2 separate regions of the Mus musculus genome follow, and region 1 is linked to region 2. A link is a loop called in an ENCODE intact Hi-C map of the cell type or tissue named here. Cell type or tissue: left cerebral cortex. All regions are shown on one strand. Each heading gives the region's core, and the rest is flanking DNA. Links, peaks and the distances in the headings are about the cores only.

What was found. Peaks named below come from ENCODE experiments on the same cell type or tissue, not always from the same donor. Only the 100,000 strongest peaks of a DNase experiment are listed, where the experiment ranks them.
Region 1: a loop joins it to region 2, with 2.1 times the contacts of the local background. A loop is called at or near these places in 4 of 42 quality-filtered maps.

The regions. Positions count from the first base shown.
Region 1 is chr1:120,796,428-120,801,802 of GRCm38, forward strand. No RefSeq gene overlaps it. Among named protein-coding and RNA genes, the nearest start is that of Gm29345, 7.0 kb to the right of the region's middle. In left cerebral cortex, for the core only: no CTCF peak of the experiment used is centred there; a DNase peak (open chromatin) is centred at 2,693.
Region 2 is chr1:120,591,934-120,597,308 of GRCm38, forward strand. No RefSeq gene overlaps it. Among named protein-coding and RNA genes, the nearest start is that of En1, 7.9 kb to the right of the region's middle. In left cerebral cortex, for the core only: CTCF peaks have their summits at 2,780 and 4,643; a DNase peak (open chromatin) is centred at 2,814.

The sequences.
Region 1 (5,375 bases), core at 202-5,201, 200 kb after region 2:
ATTTGTTGGTTATTTACTTGTCAAAAAAAAGCAGCTAGTCACTGCTGCTTATGTTAGGAGTCAAAGACACAAAGCTTTGGTCCTTGCTTTGAGCTCAGGCTTGGCTGGTACTGAAAGACAAGAAAGACGAACTAACGGACTGCATTTTGTAAAGTGAGAGGCTGCTTGGTTTATTTGATCATTTTTAGGTCCTTAGGGGACCTAAACAGTTCGGAGCTGTTATCGGGGTGACTGGGGGTACTAGGGAGATGGTTCGGTTGGTAAACTGCTGAATGTGGGAACACAAAGATTTGAACTTGATTCCAAGCACCCATGTAGAAACTGTGTGGTGGTATCTGCTTATTGTTTCAGCACTTCAGAGGTATGTACACACACACACACACACACACACACACACACACACACACACACACACTCACACACACAGGGAACTGGAATTTATTCAACATCTTCTGCTGATCCATTTTCCTTTTATCCTGTGTATATATAATGTGCTCATGTGAGTGTGAGTACACGCCCCACAGTGTGAGTGCACCATCAGAGTGCAACCTCAGGTATCATTCCTCACCTTCTACCTTGTTCTCAAGTGAGGGTCTCATTGATACTGCAGACACCAGGCTAGGTGGCTGCAAGCGTCTGAGGGTTCTCCTGTCTCTACCTCCCAGCTTAATCTAGGAATGCAGGAGTTACATATTCACATGCTGCTGTGTCTGCTTCACATGGATTCGGGAGATCCAAAGTCAAGTTCTCTTGTGTGTGCAGCAAGCACTTTATCCACATCTCAGTCCTGTTTCTTATTTACTTCTGCACACAGACATCCCTCCAATACAAAGATCATATACTTGGCACTTCTGTGAACATGGCCAAGATAAGCCACTTGTTCTTTAGGAGAGCATCTGATTAGAAGCTGTGACTCAAATCAGTAGATCTTCCTGGCCCAGAGATGTATAGAGTCCTTTGTTAGCAGCAGCCTCTAGGCACAGAAATCACACCAACTATCAAGGCCCTGATGCTCTTGATTCTCATGTCTGGCTGGAGAGCTTGGACAGGCATGAAAATGTTATCCAGCCACAAACAAATCATCTTATGGTGTCTCAGTTTCTCCATGTAAGATACGGCTGATGCTCATTGTCACAAAAAACAGCTAGAGACAGAGAAGAGTTTGACACATACATGGCCGTGCAAGCACGCATTCTTCCTGGAGATGTTTCTAACTGTGATGGTTTTGTTGATGTGACACAGTTTAAAACCACTTTGGAAGGTAACGTCAATGAAGAAGTGTCTAGATAAGGTTGGCCTTGGGCATGTCAGTAGAATATTGTTTTAATTAAAGACCCAACAGAAAAGTGAGTGGCTCCATTCCCTAGGCTAGGTCTTGGTCTGTGTGAAAGAAGAGAAAGTGAGCCAAGCACTAGCAAGCATGCATTCATGTCCCTCTGCCCTTGACTTCAAATGTGACATAGCCAGCTGTTCCAAGCTCCTGCCTTGATTTCCCTGCACTGATGGACTGTAACTTGAAATCGTGATCCAAAATAAACCCTTTCTCTTCACAGTTTCTTTTTGTCAGTGCATTTATCACAGCAATAAAAGTCAAATTAGGATGCTACCCAAGCCTACCGTCTAAGAGCTGAACAGGCTCATGAGTGAACAGCAGGGAAATGCAGTCTAGGTTTCTTTTGCACCTCTTTGTACATGCACAGGCCACATTGCTTTTGTGTCTGTCAAGGAATTGGGGTTCCTTGGGATTGGCACTATCCTTCTCAGTGCATTCTTCTCCAAGGTAAATTTCGTGCTTCTGTCATCTGAGAATTTAGATCATTAATGGTCCCCCAAATCCCATTTATTGAAGGCTGAGTCCCAAGGATAGCCCTGTTGGGAAGTAATGGAACATTTATTTAAGAGATAGGTCTAGGGCTTGAAAGGTGGCTAAGTAGATAAAGTGCTTATGACGTGATACAGGCATTGAAAAGAGGAGTTCCAAATCCAGAACTCAGTGATTCTGGACATGACAGCACATGTCTGTAATCCCAGTATTCCTACAGTGTTGATGAGCGGTGAAGATAGGAGAATTCATAGAGGCCAGGTAGCTTGACATACACAACGGTGAACAAAGAGATCCTGTAACAAAGAAAGGTGGAAGGTGAAGAACGTCACTTGGTGCACATGTGCACACCTGTGTGTTTATGAAGTAAGTGGTTTTGTTGTTGTTACACTTTCCCTCTGTATTTGTTGTCTCATTGCAGGTCACAAAGCAATTGGATCAATCAGTCATGGACAAAAAATCTCTGAAGCCACGGCCCTAAGTAAAGCTTCCTTCGTTATAGCTGATTATCTCAGGCTTAGTTGTGTAGTAATGAAAATGTCCACTGACTGAACACTTAGGATGGAATGACTGAAGGGGTTGATGGCTCATTATCTGGCCTATGGGACAGAAAGGGAGCAGGTTTGGATTCAGCAAAAGGTGGTGTTAGGGTGTGAAGTAAAACATGCTTGGAAGATGATTTCAGGTAGGGAGAACCCTGTTGCTTGGTGAGGCGTGGCAATGAGTTCAGAGTGCAGGAGCAGGGTGAGAAGACACCTCAGGGTCTGTTTTACAAGCCCTTTCCTATTTATTTGCTCCATAATGTGGCACATGGAGTAGTGGAAAATTCCTTAGTGAAATTTTTAGAATCGATCCATGGAACTGTGACAGAAGTGCTTGGAGAAGCTCCATCAGAATAGCAACACTTGCTGTCTAAAGAATCGAGAGTCATCTGAGAGATGGTGTGGTCCAGAAAGATGTTAGGAGATGTAAGACTCCCAGTGTGTGGTTGGGAAAATGATATTTTGGGCTATTAGGAAGCATCAAAATGAGGATCTGGGCTGCTTGTAGAGGCGTAAGAGGAGAAAGTTCAGCATGCTAAACTCAAAGCACAGCCTGACTGAATGAAGGGAAGTTAACTTTCAAAAACTGAAGGAAAGTGAACATTCTCCTCTCAGGTCGGTAGCCTGAATTTTCTGATTGTGGAAGAGAGACATTTTTTGTTTGTTTGTTTTAAAGATATGCAATTGGGAACAAACCCCACAGCATGGACAGACAAACCCCACAGTGTGGACAGAGCCATATCATCTTCCTTTATGCTGCTCTGCCATGAATCTCTGACAGAAGGAACTAAAAGGGGAAACAAAGTTTTAGCTCATATCATCAGAGGGTTTCAGTCGACCATGACAGAGAAGGCATGGCAGAGTTCATCAGCTGCCAGAGCATGAGGCAGGGGCTCCTCATACAGGGAGGATGGAGAAGGAGGTGGGAGAGAACGATAAACATGCAAATATGTAATCTTGTGGGGGATGTTGAAGATTTAAACCATAAGGGAGATGGCATTAATAGATAGGGGTGTGGGAATTTATAAATGGGGTGGGGCTCCAATCCATGACTGCCACATGATGATGTTTCACACATGCATATTATAATGTATATTTATCTAATATACATATAATAAATATTTATATATACATATGCCACCCCCTTGCCATCTCTCATTGCCTCTCACTCCTGCTGACCCCCCCCCCAGCACTAGTCTTTACACTTTTGTGTACTTTCTATGGTGGTGTGATGAATTTAATTATGTTGCTTACAGGGGAATAGGTGAGAGGATTTTTACAGGAGCATGGGCAACCTGGAGATGACTAAATTGCTGAAGAACATATCTCCCCCTTTCAGCAGCACTCGATTGTCATCAGATCCTCATTGCTGGTCCTTGATGAAAGGCTGATGGGCCAATCTTGTACAGGTCTTGTGCAGCTTCCTACTGCTGCTGAGCATTCAATGGCCAGCAGTTGTGTGTAGCTTTTGCTACCCCACCTTAACTCTGGGAATGGCTGAACTACCAGCCCCTACCCAGAGAATATTGGATCTGCAGATGGAAAATCACAGACATACACCATTGTTCAATTTCAACTTGTCTTCTTGGAGAAGACAATCAATACTCTTAGCTTTGCACATCTCCACCTGCCCTCAACTTTAGTTGCCCAGTTACATTTAGCCATAGCCTAACATCCCCAACTGCCTGCCTATAGAAGTGGCTACTTTACCTGAGATCTCACATAGCTGAGATCTCACATGGTGAGCTCTCTCTCTCTCTCCTGTGTCGTTCTCTTGCCTGTGGGGATGTGGAAGTCCTGCCTATTCTTTCTGTCCAGCAATTGGCCCATGTTTTCTTTACTGCTAAATCAAGAACCAATTGGGGAACAGGACCTTAGCATCAGAACCAGCCCTATAGCCAGCCTGGATGACAGTGCTCCACAGTACTCCACCCCTCTTCCTGTTCTTGTGTTCTTTCTGCCCATCTTCCATGATGGTCCTTGAGCCTTAGTAGATCATGCAGTTCTTTAGGCAGTCAAGAAGGAGGGAACTCAGGTGATGGTGCCAGAGCCCAATGAGGATCAGTGCCTGTAGGAAGCCAGGGGAATTCCATGGAGGGCCCCCTGACTACATTGCTTAGACACATTAAAGTTTTAGGCTGTCTCAGAAATAACAGTGTCTTTATGCAGGGACTCCAGAAGCAGATTGCACATCAGACTCTTTCTTGGAAAGTGGGAGGTTTTCTAGTAAAACCTGGATGATGCCCCTGCCTCTGAAAGCATCACTTACACCCATAGTGCCAACGCCTGGTCAGCTCTAAGCATCATGCTCGGTCTTTCAGCATGCTTCTGATGAGAGGTTGTTATGCCTAGTCACATGTCAGTCAGTGAGCATTCAGAGAGGACATTGAGATTGGTGCTGAGAAGCTTGCCTTAGTTGGGAGAGACAGATAACTCTGTGTGTTTGTGTGTGTGTGTGTGTGTGTGTGTGTGTGTTTTCCATGCTGGGTGTCTTCCTCAAATGCTAAATCCTTTATTTTTAATGCAGGGTCTCTTACTGATTCTGAAGCTTGCTAATTAGAGTAGAGTGCCTGGCCAGTAAAGCCCAGGAATCCCACTGTCCCTGCCTCCTCAGCACTGGGGTTACAATGCTCCACTGTGGTTGGCTTTTTACATAGGTGTGTGTCTCTGTGTGTGTGTGTGTGGGGGGGCAGTCAGCAGCATGTCTCCATTCTTGTACAGAAGCATGTTACTAACTGATCCATTTTCCCAGTCCCCTAGCCCATCTCTTTTTTTTTTTTGGGGGGGGGGGGCTTCCTAGCTACAACTAGCTTCTCTAGGGAACTCCTTGAATCCAGCCTAACATGAGGCAACCATCTTAGCCTATGGAAGTTAGCAGGGACATAAAACCAAGAATCAGAGCCATGCTGGAGGGAGCCGAGGCGGCCCTGAGCAGGGTACTATTCATCAGCATAGAGCTTCTTTTGCCTTTTGTCCTGGGTTGCTGAGGAAGCACTAATCCACAGGATCGC
Region 2 (5,375 bases), core at 286-5,285:
CGCTACTCTGTGGGGCCCACCACCCAAGGACGGCAGCAGCCCTCTTCTGTCCAGCTCTCCACCATAGCTAGTAGCCTCCAGCCTTTTCTCTGCCCAGAAAGCCCTGAACCCTCTCGGGTAGCAGAATAGAGAAAGAAGCTCCACCCACACTGATTCTGGGTTGATCCAGGTCCTGGGAACAGATGGGGTGCCCTGAATTGTGTAACCTGGGTCTTCTGGTAAAGCTGTGCCTTGGTGTCATCCTTGCTTGCAGCCTGAGTGTCTTTTCATCCCTATCTCATGCCCACTCACCACCGGGAGGTCTCCAGGCATCAGGTATTCCATGCAAGATGCTGACAGACAAATGGACAGCTGCAGGAACAAGATTGTCCAGAAGGGTCTAGAAAGTCTAGATTCCTTTGTTGTTCAGAAACCCATTGGGAAAAATCTGGGTCCTGGCTGTAGTCCTGCAGTAGGGAACCCCACTGTGAGCTGGGGGGTCTACTCAGAGGGAGTATTTCTGGTCAACCCACTCGCAGCCCTCAGGACCTCTGATCTTGGAGGCCATTCGCAAGAAAAGAAGCAGACAGCAGTGTGAATGGGGAAGGGAGTAGGATCCGTGTTTGTGCCTGTGATGGATTGGGGAGGTCCCTGGCCCATTGTTCAGTCCTGTTCCTGGAGCCTACAATGGCAGCTGGACCTGTGAAAAGAGGAAGGACTAATGACTTGGAGAGATGAGTCAATGACCTTGGAACCAGGATCGTAAGTCCTATCACTGGCATGGGTCTGCAGAGCCACATGTCCCCATCTGCATGCCCTTAGGCCTGGTTATGTCTCTCAGTCAATTTCTGCCACTGTAGACAGTGGGTCTTGTACTGTTCTGAGGTATGTCAGGCCCAGAGCAAGCCCGGCCTTACTGGTTAGTCTTCCAAAAGGAGTGATAGTCAAACCGCCCCACCCGTATGCCTCTCCTGTCTCTCATCTCTAGGCCTCTCTGTCTCCACGTTCTTTCTATCTTTTCATCTCTCCTCTGAGCATGGGTAAAGAAAACCCTCCTGTCGCTCACAGAGGAAGGTGGGGCATGAGTGGCAGTCTCTGGGTTCTTGATGGTTCTCTGTGCCCAAGCTCGAACATCCTTCTTCCATCTGCTTCGTCTGGGTTCTGAGGACTGCAGGGAGTAAATACCAGCTGCTCTTGGGTCCCTTCAAGGCTCCTCTTAGTCACTGCTGATCCTAAAGTGCTAAGGCTGCCATCCGGGTGGTTTGTAGTGTCACAAGCCGGGTGTAGAGGACAAGGACCACCAAACATAGAGATACCACAAAAACTCAGCCAAAGAGTTCTCTGTTCCCTCAGGTCTCAGCTGGTGACCAGGTGGCCACTGTGGAGGACAAGTGACCAGACTTCTGGGACCCACACTGTATCTAAATGAGACCGGAAGTCACCATCCTCAAGCTATGTGATGCCCACAATCTAACCCCTATGGGAGCAGAGCAGGGGGTGGGGGGAGGATGGAGAGCAGGTGGCCTCAGAATGGAACTCTCAGGGTTGGGGAGAACCTGACAGGGTTCCTCTACACTGACAGTGACAGGGAAAGTCCCAGGTTTGTGAGGTTTTAAAGGAGCCTCCCTGTGAAGGTTTTGTGAGCAGGCTAGCCACCCCAGTCACCCTGTGCTTCAAATCTAGATCTGACCTTTAAACCAAAGCTACTAGGTCTGCCCAGGGAGATTCTGTCCGGTTAGTTGCTGCCCAGAGCTCCTGGAAGGGGCATCCCCGACTTCAGCCCCAGCCACACAGTGCTGGAGTCCCTGGGTCCCTGCTGGCGCGAGCTGGTGCCACTCTCAAACTTCCACAAGCTCAGCGCTGCGGTCATACTTGAGCCTCCTTCCCACATCCTATTTCTAAATTTTGATAAATCGGAAAGGGGAGAGAAAGCAGCTTGAGGCTTGATGCATCCTCCCTGGCTCTCTGCACTCTCTTTTCTTCTGCTCCCTGTCTGTCTAACAGGGATCTCATGACCTCAGAGGGTGGGGGCGGAGTAGGTCTTTGCTCTCTGTCTTGCCTTGGTCTCTGCCAGCCTTGCCCTTCTGACTGCCACCTGGGCGGTGTCTTCTCATTTAACCCCCACCCCCACCCCATAGCCATTGGGTGTCCATAACAAAAGTCCTCAGTGGACATCGTGCACAGTCAGCAAAGTCCTGTTGCATTAAAACTAATTAATCTAGGGGCTGGAAGATGGTTTGGTGGTTAGAGAGCTGAGTTTGGTTCCCAGCACCCAAGTTCAGCTATCACTTGTGGCTTCAGCCAGGGCATCTGACACTCTCTTCTGGCTACTGCAGACTCCACTCAGATGGAAGCTTGGGGTAACTGCGAAAGCTCTGACACAATTGGAATGGTTCTACATTAAATATATACAAGAGATTAGAGCAGAAAAACAGGAAAAAAAAAACTAGACACATGCTGGCTATATAATAATGTTTGAGGTGAGTGTTTGATTCAAAGTCAGGATTGGAAGCAGATCTATCCACTCCACTCCTCTGCGTTTGGAAAAAAAGGAAAGGGAGACTCAGAGACAACTGGTGTCACCTCCCAGGTCACACAGCACAGCTCAAACCAAGTGCAATCTATTGTCATTTAAGAATTTTTAGGGGACTCTTTCCCTCCAATTTTGCCTCTATTAGATGGGAAGATCCGACAGAAATCATTTTTTTTCCAGGGAATTTAGTCTTTCTCTTCTCAGATATCAAAAGCCACCTGACTCAAACTCAAACCCTGGCTCACAGCCGCGCCCGTGCAGTTCTCCAGATGTGTCGACAGGTGGCACATTTCTCACAGGAAAAAAAAAACCACACATGGCAGGGAATCCTCCTCCCCTCCCCTTCGCCTAAGGGATGCCCTCCCAAAAGCAGAGAAGGGGAGGGAATTCTCCCACTGATTACAGAAAGGTTGGAAAGCCTAGACCTTAGAAGCTGGGTTCTAGCTGTACAGTGTGGAGAGTTTTCACGGTCCACCTTAACAGAGGCCAACGAATATCTTTCCAGGAAGGCTAGGCTCACCCATGGGAGGTGTGAGCGTCCCTCAGCTAACAAACTCCCCTTCCCAGACCAGTAGCTATCTCCCTCATCTGCCAGCCCCAGCCTCCTTGGGTCCCCTTTTGTGTGGAGGAGGGGAGGAGAGGGAAAGTGCGTGCCTTTTCAATTGTGGAGATCATTGTCCTAGAGGTAGGTTGCTTAATCTGTCCATTGATTATCGACTTTGCCTATAATATTTGGCTTGGCTGCTTTGCTCGCTGAGAGATCACACTCTTGACTTCTTTGAATAATAATTTTGAGGTTTGGGACGGATGTCTTAGGTGGCCCAGGGAGGGGTGGTCTGGGAACTTCGTGGGGCCTGCCTTTTACTCCTCTACCCCCATCTTTCTCCTTTTTGACATCCCCCAACTCCTGGCTCACTAACTACCATTCAAGTCTGGAAAGTTCTAGTACCGCTGTAAAAGAAGGGACAGTCTTCAGAGGATTAAAGAATGCCTCCTCCCCTTGCCCGCATCATCACCAAGACTGGCCTAGCTTCCACTAGGCACACATGGGAGAAAGTGATAAACTTTGAGGAATGAATGGAGCATAGGGTCCTTACTGGAGACCACAGTTCCTTGTCCTCTCCTGGGACCTAGACCCAAAGACAGTCCAAGGCTCCTCCTGGCAGCTAACCAGTGCTTGGAGAGCCCTGGGGCCAGTGGCCTCCTTGGGGGAGGTGACTTATGTTCTCCCGTCTCTGAGTGTCTTTGAGCCTACCCAAATCTCCCAGGTCTCTTCTGCTCTTGACCTTGGAATACACTGCCTAGCCCTCCACACACACAATTCAAGTCCATCGTTGCTGAGTTGAGTTTCCGTTAAAACCCAAAAAGTCAGTGACTGTTTTAATCTGGATTTAAGCAGCCTCTTTGCAATTTTCAAAGACAGTCATAGGGGAGCTGGGGAGGAAAGAAAAGTCTAGGCCTCCAGCAGCTACTCTGGGTAAGGGGTCCAAGGTCCTTGCCTGTTCTTCCATGGGCTTCTAGGGCTCTCACTTACAGATAACCTCGACACCCTCCTCAAAGTGCACGCAAACGCGACACCCTCCTCAAACTGCACGCGAACGCGTAGAAGCGTACAAGTGGAGATCGTTCATTCCATTCGCACAGACACGCGCAAATCCTGCTTCTAGCCTATAAAGACATGGACCCATTGTCACTGCCCACAAGCATAAACCAAGCACAACTCCTCGAGGTATACACTTTCATACATGTGCATTCAAACTAAGTCCTTTATGATGAGAATCACACACAAACACACCCCAACACCCCCCAGTTCTGCTGGAGCAGGCCAAGCAGAAAGGTGGTCCAGAAAGGTCTCCACAGTGCAGTGACTCTGACCCAAGTGAAGGAATTGGGGCGTGGGGAGGAACCCGAGGAGACCTCTTTCTGACCATACCCCTCAAGTTCTTGAAGCTTTTCTTTCCTGACGTGCTCACCTCCCAAACAAAACTTTTCGGGTTTCCCAGCCAGTAACCCCTGCCGCACCGATCTCTAATGGACAGACATTGCGGTTTATCCAGCACCTTGCCCGGAAAGAGTTTCCCCACGCTGCAGCTCCGGAGGGTTTAAGGAGGCTGCGATTTCACCGCCGGCCTGTGGGGAGGGAAACGGGAAGGCGCTGGCCTGGAGCCTGGTGGCGTTGGGAGCGGGTTCTCGGATTTCTTCCTCCTTACCGGTCAGTGGGAGAAGAGCCAGAGACGGGAGACAGCCCACGTCCCTATGTGTGCTGAAGGAAGGAAGAGGAAGACAGACCCCCCACCTCGACAAGGAAAAAGAACACGGGCTTTGCAGTCTTCCTCACTCCCCCCCCCCCCCTTTCCCCTCTTTTTCTCGTTGATTTTTATTTATTTATTTAATTTTTGTCTCGGACTTTCGAGACGGGTCTAGACCTCTGCGGGAGCAGGAACCGATACGGGGGACTACGGCAAACCCGGAAGCTGCTCTGGCCCCTCCTCGCTCACTCCCACCCCGCATCCTCCTCCTGCTTGCAAACACTCTAAGCACCGAACCGAGCCGGATCCAGGCGGAGCAGTCACTCGGACAGGTGGGGACTGGAGTAGGTCAGTGGGTCCCCAAACCTTCTAAGGAGGGGAGAAAACTAAAGAGGGAGGAGGCCAAAATAAAGTGTCAGATGAAATGTCTAACTAAATTAATTCTAAATACCCCGCCTCCGCGCCACAGAGAGGAGTTGAGTCCAAATTGGAGTTTGGGTGCTAGGGTTTGGGAAGGGTTCTGTGTAAGAAGACAAACGGGAAGCCTGATTAAAGAGACATATATATTAGAGAAGTGTGCGGAGTCTCCTTGATTTTAGGTAGTACTGGCTTTA